2 separate regions of the Mus musculus genome follow, and region 2 is linked to region 1. The links are chromatin contacts, found by Hi-C or POLR2A ChIA-PET in ENCODE. All regions are on one chromosome and are shown on one strand. Each heading gives the region's core, a stretch centred on a gene start or an enhancer-like site at or near the end of the contact. The rest is flanking DNA. Distances are from core to core; before and after follow the strand shown.

Evidence for each region. A loop is a pair of places that touch in the nucleus more often than their neighbours do. ChIA-PET counts read pairs that join two places held with the same protein, here RNA polymerase II (POLR2A).
Region 2: POLR2A ChIA-PET joins it to region 1 with 11 read pairs in Patski. The contact joins the enhancer-like site here to the promoter of Spry1 in region 1. A Hi-C loop is called at or near these places in 2 of 37 maps with a recorded cell type or tissue (adrenal gland and left cerebral cortex). POLR2A ChIA-PET finds 5 or more read pairs at or near these places in 1 of 5 experiments (Patski).

The regions. Positions count from the first base shown.
Region 1 is chr3:37,637,303-37,641,363 of GRCm38, forward strand. It overlaps Spry1 (sprouty RTK signaling antagonist 1), which reads left to right and starts at 2,645. Exons shown (of 3, transcript NM_011896.3): 1 at 2,645-2,803; 2 at 3,218-3,506.
Region 2 is chr3:37,904,337-37,908,361 of GRCm38, forward strand. All of the region lies in intron 1 of Gm20755 (predicted gene, 20755), which reads left to right. Among named protein-coding and RNA genes, the nearest start is that of Gm20755, 7.5 kb to the left of the region's middle. Within about 2 kb of position 2,560, at least 1 of the 3 ENCODE cell types and tissues checked has a DNase peak (open chromatin) inside an H3K27ac peak, as active enhancers do.

The DNA.
Region 1 (4,061 bases), core at 1,395-3,894:
CTTGCAGAATGTAAAATCATGAAGAATATGAGAGGGTAAGAACCATGCTTCTGAAAATGAGGGAAATGTTTATGGAAATCTTACAGAATAGGTTAGTCTTATTTCAGTCTTCTACAAAGACGGTTCATAAAAGGAAACTGAAAATAACACGGCCCACCCTTGCAGCTTGTCTGAGGATGTTCAAGAATACAGGGTTTATTGCCCTAAAAGGAAAGGAAAGAAGTTAATTCCCTTTACTGGATTCTTATGGATGGATTCAAATCCACTAAGACATCAACTTCTGTGATGTTTTGGTTTCAACTTTGTTTCTCAACCGCATGCAAGGCTATGAATGATAATATAGTTAATTTCACAATTACTAATGTAACTTATCATGACATCACAGAAATACTGGGCGATTTAGAAAGTATTGCTTGTCAGTCTGGAAACAAACAAAAGTATTGTTTGTCAGCCTGGAAGTGGGTACACAATGGCTCTGATGTTTTTATTTGGGCAAATCTATAAATCAACAAGTCCTTTAGTGCTTTGATTTCTTTTAAGTCACACACACTTCTGAAGCCTTTGCCAGGCGAAATTTTCACTTTATTCTCTCTCAACAAAAGAGATGGATAATTGTGTTTTCTCATGAAAGTGAAGAAAGTGTTGGGCTTCCCTTCCTACCAACTCTATTTAGACAGATCTTATGTAGGGAAGTAGGAATTACTGACATTTCCCTGATGACCCTTATATCTTTTTCAAAAATGTTCCCTACCCCAGTTGTTTATTCCTAGACTAGACTCACTGCAACTGAGCTTACTAAATAAAGCACAAGGTCTGTTTTAAACTAAAAATTTATAGTTTGTCTCAAGTCTCATGACTGCAGGCAATTAAAAAGGTGAAGCTGACTTCATTAAATGTCTTCCAGATTCAAGGTTACTAAATCCTAACCTAGGAACGTGTGATCTCAAGAAACACACAATGGAGGCATTTAAGCAGAATCAATTTTGTGCAATATATTTGATTTTGAAATAGACCATGACCTTTGAAGGTAATATTTTTAACATTTTATGGATTATTATTACTATTATTATTATTAAAAATTTTTAAACTTAAGAGATTTGTTTTAGCACATCTCTGGTCCAAATATTCTGAAATGTAAATAGGAATCTTTGAAATTATGTTTTTATAAGTGTTATGTGGTTCAAACTCTCCATTGTTGCCTCTCCTCATCTTATTACATTGGAGAATTGGCCCCAAATTTGTGCAGACAGCTGGGAAGAGCCAGATAACACACTCTGATGAGATACTGTATTTCTTACTTGACACTGCAAATCTCTTCACGCACAAAAAGAACAAAAGCAGATCCACTGGAGAAACCTCATTATGCTCCTACATCTGTGAAAAATAGACAAGACACAAAAGCCCCACCAACTCTACATTTGAAAATATGACTTTAACACATCCCCTTGCATGAAGGGTGAACAAACAGCTTCTTGGCTTTTAATACGTTCTATTACCTTCTAGTGCACTTTCTTACTGCTGATCTTCTTCATAGGGAGTGTCCTGGGTTCCTTGCATGTAATTCCACACATAACCGTGAATTCTAAAAACATTCAAAAGCTTGCAAATGCATTATGCCAACAACAACAAAAACTTTATAAAAACTCACTGCAATTGTTAAGACTTAAAAAAAAAATTACTTTGAACCCAAAATATCCTAACTCACATTCACAGGTGATTTAGATCATGGAGTTTTTGTTTATCAAATACCATTCCTGATAAAATTCCCTGGAAAAATATTTTCTATCAATATTTTGGGGGTCTTAGGTTATTTTTAAAACTCTATGGAATTTTTAATTCCACATACAGCCCTTTTCACTACATCCTGAGCTATAGCGTCCATATAATAAATAACCAAATTCCATAGTATGTAAAGACGCAAAAAGCATTCCCAGCTTACTAAAGTCCCCCACCCCGTGACAGACATATGGCTAAAGCTAAAACTTCCTGATGAGTTATGCTTATTTTATTTCATTTAAAATGCATTGGTGTTTTGGACAAAATTATACAAACATTACAAAGCAGGAAGAACTTGGGCCCCGTTTTCTCCCCTTCCCCTCCCCCCGTGTAATTTTAGGGATCGTATCACAAACCAAATGGAGCAATCACTAAAACCCCACAGCAGGAAATCCCACCCTTTAGTGTGTAATTATATTACATTTGCAAAAATGACTGTTCTTTCTGAAACTTTCATATTTCGCATGATCTGAACTTTGCACTTTTCCCTTTATCTGGGGGCACGGTGTCATGGTGTACACATTTTTTTTTCCGTTGTTGTTGGTGGTTTGTTATTGTTTTTTAAATGTTCTTCACAACTCTTTTTAAACTCAACTCTAAGGGTGGCTGCACCAGTCCCCTTAAATTGGAGGCTGACAGCTCACGACTGACAGGGGCCCTGGAATGCCCGCTCCTCCCCAGTTGCGCTCGCAGGACTCCTGCAGGCAATCGACTTTTGTTAGAGCGTCCTCGAGTCCACATCCACGATCGCTGAAATCCTGCTCCGGGTTTTCGTGCAGCCCGCGTGATTGACACATGATATCACCGGGGGCGGGTCCCGGCGTGGAGGTGGAGGTGGCGGCGACGCTGAAATGCTGCGGAGCCCGCGCGCGAGTGCTCAGCACGCAGGGGTTTGCGGCGGCCCCGCAGCCAGAGCTCTGCGGGCTAAGGAGCGGCTGCGAGCGGCGTGCATGTGCCGGGAGGGCCGGCCCCAGGCTCTGCACTAGGTAAGAGCCTTCCCCTCCCGCCGAGGACCTGGCAAGATCAGGTGAGAATGGTGCTTTATTTTATTTTATTTTCGAGGAGCTGGACGTTTTCGGAGCTGGCTCTAGCTCTGTGCCCGGCGCTTTGCGGTCGGCCCTGCAGCGAGTTCCGTAGCCAGGCAGCGAGTTACGCGTGTGCGAACGCGGGCTGGCACCGCCGCGCACCCGCGTGTCTGTGCGCATTGTTGGGGACCGACCCGCCGGGCGCTCGTGCCAGACCTGACTTTTCCCGTCCCTGCGTGCGGGCTTGCCTCGCGCAGACGCGTCTCTCGGACGCGCTTTGGACTGCGGGGCATTCCGTGGGGGCAAAACGTGCACGGCCGTGTGTGTCCGGGGCTCGTGGCTGTCCATCTCGGCGAGCAGGACAGCGTCCCGGGCTGGCAAGGGACTCACGTGTTTCTGTCTCTGCTCGTCTGCAGCCGGCGTGGCGACTGCGGGGACGCGGACCTGCGGGGACCCGAGAGCCCGGGACGACGCCGGGCCGCGCGCCTGACGACCGGGACGGGACGGTGCTGTGGAGCGGGCGCCGCGCGCACCCGGCGGATGTCCCCGAGCCGCCCTCGGCCGCCGCCAACCGCGGAGAAGCGCCCCTGCCCGGGGGCCGCCGAGGCCGCAGCGCGGGCCATGCGCGCCCGGCCGCCCCGCCGCGCTTGATGCGGCGCGCGCTCCGCCCGCTCGGCGCCCCCGGCCGGCGCCGCGGAGGCCGAGGTGAGTGCGGGCGGCAGGTGCGGGCCGGGGCGGGCCGGGCGGTCCTGGCGGTCCTCGCGCAGCCCGTGCCAAGCGCGCGGCACCCGATGGCGCTGGGGACCCAGCGCCCGCCTGTGCTCGGAGCGCAGTGCCGCGGGACGCGGGGAGAGGGCGCTGCCTCCTCCCGCCCGCGAGCTGTTTTCATTCATAACTTTATCCGGCCGGACCTGCCGCGGCTCGGTGCCCCTGAGGTCTCGGCGTGGGGCCCAAGCGCCCGACGGTGCTACCCACACTGCTGTCCGCGGGTGCGCACCGGCTTCGCTCTGGACAGTTGCGGGGTGCCTAGGTGCTCCGCCTGAGCGAACTTGCTTGGGAATGCCCTGTAAAATGCAAATTAAAGCCGTGCCTAGGGGTTTCATAACTCAAACAAGCCGTGCCCACGTCTTCCTTTCTTGTGGATGAGACTTGGCATATTTAAAGTCTTCGTTATGGAGTTTTAAATTTTTAAAAAATAGATATGGCACAGGAGCAAGGATGGGCAGTTTTCTAGTGTCGTTTAGGGCTTCGGCACCACAA
Region 2 (4,025 bases), core at 1,310-3,809, 270 kb after region 1:
CTGCTTCACTCTCCGCTGTTACAAAATGAACAATTTTCTCTCTGTGAACCCCTGCCATGTTGTTCTGTTTCACCATGGTACCTAAAGCCATGAGATCGACTGTTCATAGGTAGACCAGGGAGACCACAAGTCTGGACAAAGCCCTCTGAGTTCTCTTGGATGTTTGGAAAGCAGTCTGAGACACCAGTCATGCCTCTTATATGTCTGTTGAAGGATTCTTATGTGACTATCCTGAAACTTTAAATTCTCATATCTTTAATTTACTCTGCTATTATTATTATTATTATTATTATTATTATTATTATTATTATTATTATTTTATAATTTCTTCCCTTTCAATCTTTCTCCTCCCCCAGTCATTCTCTTTGGAAGCCCTGTTTCAATCAATCTCCTTGTTACTAGATAGAAACAATTTATCTATGCCGTCAATGCCCTGGTTATCTGGAGGCAGGGTTTGGTTATCTGGAGGCGGGGGTTGACGGGGCATCCTTACTGATTGCTCATCTTTGTAACATCATAGCAGTTCAATGAAATCCACGCCATCTCTGGGTAGGGGTGGGGAAAGTCTGTAGATTCATTGAACCTCAGTCCTTATAGCATGTACTTTCCAACTGTGACACTGCAGGTTTTCATGCAGTAGGTGTATCCTCTGAGACATTTTCCCATCATCTGCCCAGTGACATTTTCCCATTAGCACAGTGTCATAGAAGGCCACAGGATCCTGTGTGGGAACCACCACAAATAACAACCTGGGCTCTGAACAGGGACAAAGATAAACCTATATTTCTTCCGTATTTTTATTGTAAATAAAGGAAAAGATGGTTTAAGTAAAGTTTTCATTATCTCATGGGTACTGGGTTATCTCTAACTTCAGTGCAAAATAAAACCCTCTACCTCTCTTTGGTTGTAAGATCTTCACAACATTACTCTGTTCCTTCCTGAAAATGGACAAACCTTTCCCCTTTACTTTTGGTAATAAAAAGAGCAAAATGGTTGATTAGGTATATTTTATTATTTTCTTTCTTTTAACTCTTTGATGCCAAGCAAAGGAATGGGCTGGTAACTAATTATAACATGGGATTATGTAACAACATGAGATAAATGTACTTAATTGAGCAAGCCCACATTTGGTGGTGAGGAAATAAACTGAGAGGTGGGGAAGTGGCACTCACAGGGTTAATTCCCAGCAGGAACACTTAGACGCTCCTGCTGATGCAGACCTTCTCTTCTCAAGATGGAGAGAGTTCTATGGATGAATGGAGTTATGGTAGCACAAAGTGAATGGCTGCAATGCCTTTGTGAATTGTAAGTGTAGACATGTTTTTCAGATGCTAAATTTTATCTGATGTATATTTATCACAATGAGAAAAATTGTTAGGACTGGGGAGAAAGCTTAGTCTCTAACAAACATGGTTGGGCATGGCAGCACACATTTATGATCTCAGTGTCAGAAGTCAGAGACAAACTCCTTGGGGCTGACTACACAGCCAACATGGCATACATGGTGAGAGACAATGTCTTACAAAATGTGGGAGATGGCACCTGAGGAGCATCTAAGGTTGACCTCTGGCCTCTTATGTACAGGCACACATGTGAATAAACACACACACCACAGCATGTATGAAATCACATTAGATTGTATCTCTAATGTGAAATAAGTTACACAGGTTCCCTTCCATGAGTAGAACACTGAGCGGTTCATCTTACCTGTAGAATTTCTTACTAATATTATTCTGACTTTGGAAGCTTGGGAAATCAGAGCAGCCAGAAGCCTTTACTGTAGTTATGTAAGAAAACGAGAGGAGAGTGATTCCAGTCCAGTTCTGAGCCTTCTCTGTCCTCCTGGCTCCTGCCATGTGTGGGTGACTTCCTCCCTCATGTGTGTACCCACCATATTTGCATCACAGTAGGGAGTACACATTATTCTTTATTCTAGGATTATTGTATTCCAATAAATTCAAATGAATCTGACCACGTAGTGAACATGGCAGAACAGTCCACAAAACCTGCTTGTTGCTCGTGGCATGGAGCAATTCCTAGTGTCAAGTGCATCTGAAAGAGTCTCCCCAACACACCCAATCGGGGATGGGAGTCAGGCTGACAGCTTCAGCCCTGGGCTCTGTGCTCACACCCTGGCATTTTGGTGCAAAATGAATCCAATGCCTGAGAAAACCTTAAGACCCAGGTCATCTTTATTTTCCCTCCAGAGAGTGAGTTATTTGGAAGCCCCAGTACAAGGGAATGCCAGGGCCAAAAAATGGGAATGGGTGGGTAGGGAAGTAGGGGGGAGGGTATGGGGGACTTTTGGGATAGCATTCTAAATGTAATTGAGGAAAATACGTAATAATAAAAAATATTTAAAAAATAAAAAATGAAAACGTTTTGTAGAACTTCATATTTTTTTCTTCTCCGTATGAGGTTTAATATGCGCTCATTGCTTAAGAAGAATAGTCTACCTGATTGGGTCCCGTGGCGAGCAGAGCTGTCCCAGCCTTGCTGGAACTTGTGTTTCCTAAGTCCTGGCAGAGAGCAGGCTGAGTAGATGCTTCCTGCCCAGAAGCATAGGTACACGAGTGTGGGCCCAGGGGGCCTCTGATTAGGGTGCTGAGGAAGCAAGCAGACACCTCCAGCTGCCATCAATCAGCTCAGAGCCTGGCTGGAGCCGTAGTGGGTGGATTCTGCTCTGTGTGGTGGAAACACAAGGAGACAGAGACAAATGTTCTCTGGCCCTGCCGTTCTCCATGCTGCCCTTTCACAGTCCTTAACATGCATGCTCAAATTGATTTAGCCCCTTTCCCCTCAACTCAACCGTCTACTTTCCTTGCAGACTGACAGTTTTATGTGTGGCTGCCCTGCCAGTAGCTATAGTGTTTCAGAAACATTGACTTCCAGACTTAAAGGATGAGTGAGGAGGGGTGGGGGTGGAGAGGAAGGGAGGTGAGCTTGACTCATTTTAATTCCTTTTTTTTTATGGGGTGCAAAACATGCCCATCTCGGCACCAACTTTGTCTCTCCCTCTTGTTTTTCTTCTTTATTTCTTTTCTGTGTCAATGATTTCCATGAAAAGGTTTGAATAAAGCCTCACACTTGAAAAGCACATCTGCCAGGTGATGTCAACGCCTGGCCTGCTCCGTTTCCTGTTGGGTGGTGAACATGCCATTCTCTCATGGCCCTGGAATGCTGATTTGGTCCAGGGGCGAAGGCCAAACACAGGTAGGGTCAAGCTGGAGGAGCAGGGTGTGGAGGGTGCTTTCTGTCTTCAGTTCAGCTTTTGAGCGAGGGGGGCTGGGAAGAGTCTAGAAGCAGTTTATTGTCTGTTCTGCAATGTAAACTCAGAGGAGGAGGAGAGGGCGGGAAGTAAAAACTGGACTGTCAACAGTCCCTTGTCAGCTGCCTGCACAGCGTGCAGACATGCCAAACGTTGGGTGGACTTTGCCCGGGACAAGCCAGGACCCAGGTTTGACCCTTACCCTGACATTATTTGGAACTGGATGAAAGCACCTTCTCGGAATGTGTGAGAATATTTCTGGCATCGAAGGTCGAAGACTGAGCCTCGGAGTTAAAATAAATATTCAGGGCAAGGAAGGAAACAGAGGTTAAGGGTTTGATCAGATAGGAACTCGGAGCTCACGCAGTTCATCTCCCTCCTTGTACTCTCTCTGGTTTCATGTGTTCATCTACACAGCAGCCAACACACAGCTTGTCCTTCCTGCTCCTGTGGGGAAGGGTTGAAGGGAGGCCATTGATTTATGAAGACAAATAAAGATAAAACAAACAAAATAAAATAAAGTAGGTTGACGCATGAACCTTGGCCTGTGTATTTTCAGTTATTCCCTGAGATGGGTATTTAGTTCATTGTGGTGTCTTACTCTATAAAGTAGTTGGAAAGATAATGCAGGAAGAGACAAGAGTATTTTCATCTTTTTGTAAGAAATAGAATCTGGGGGAAAGACCATGAGGCAGACATATACTTTTCTACGCACACAAAAACATAAAGAGAGAAAGTTTTCATTGATCTTGCATGG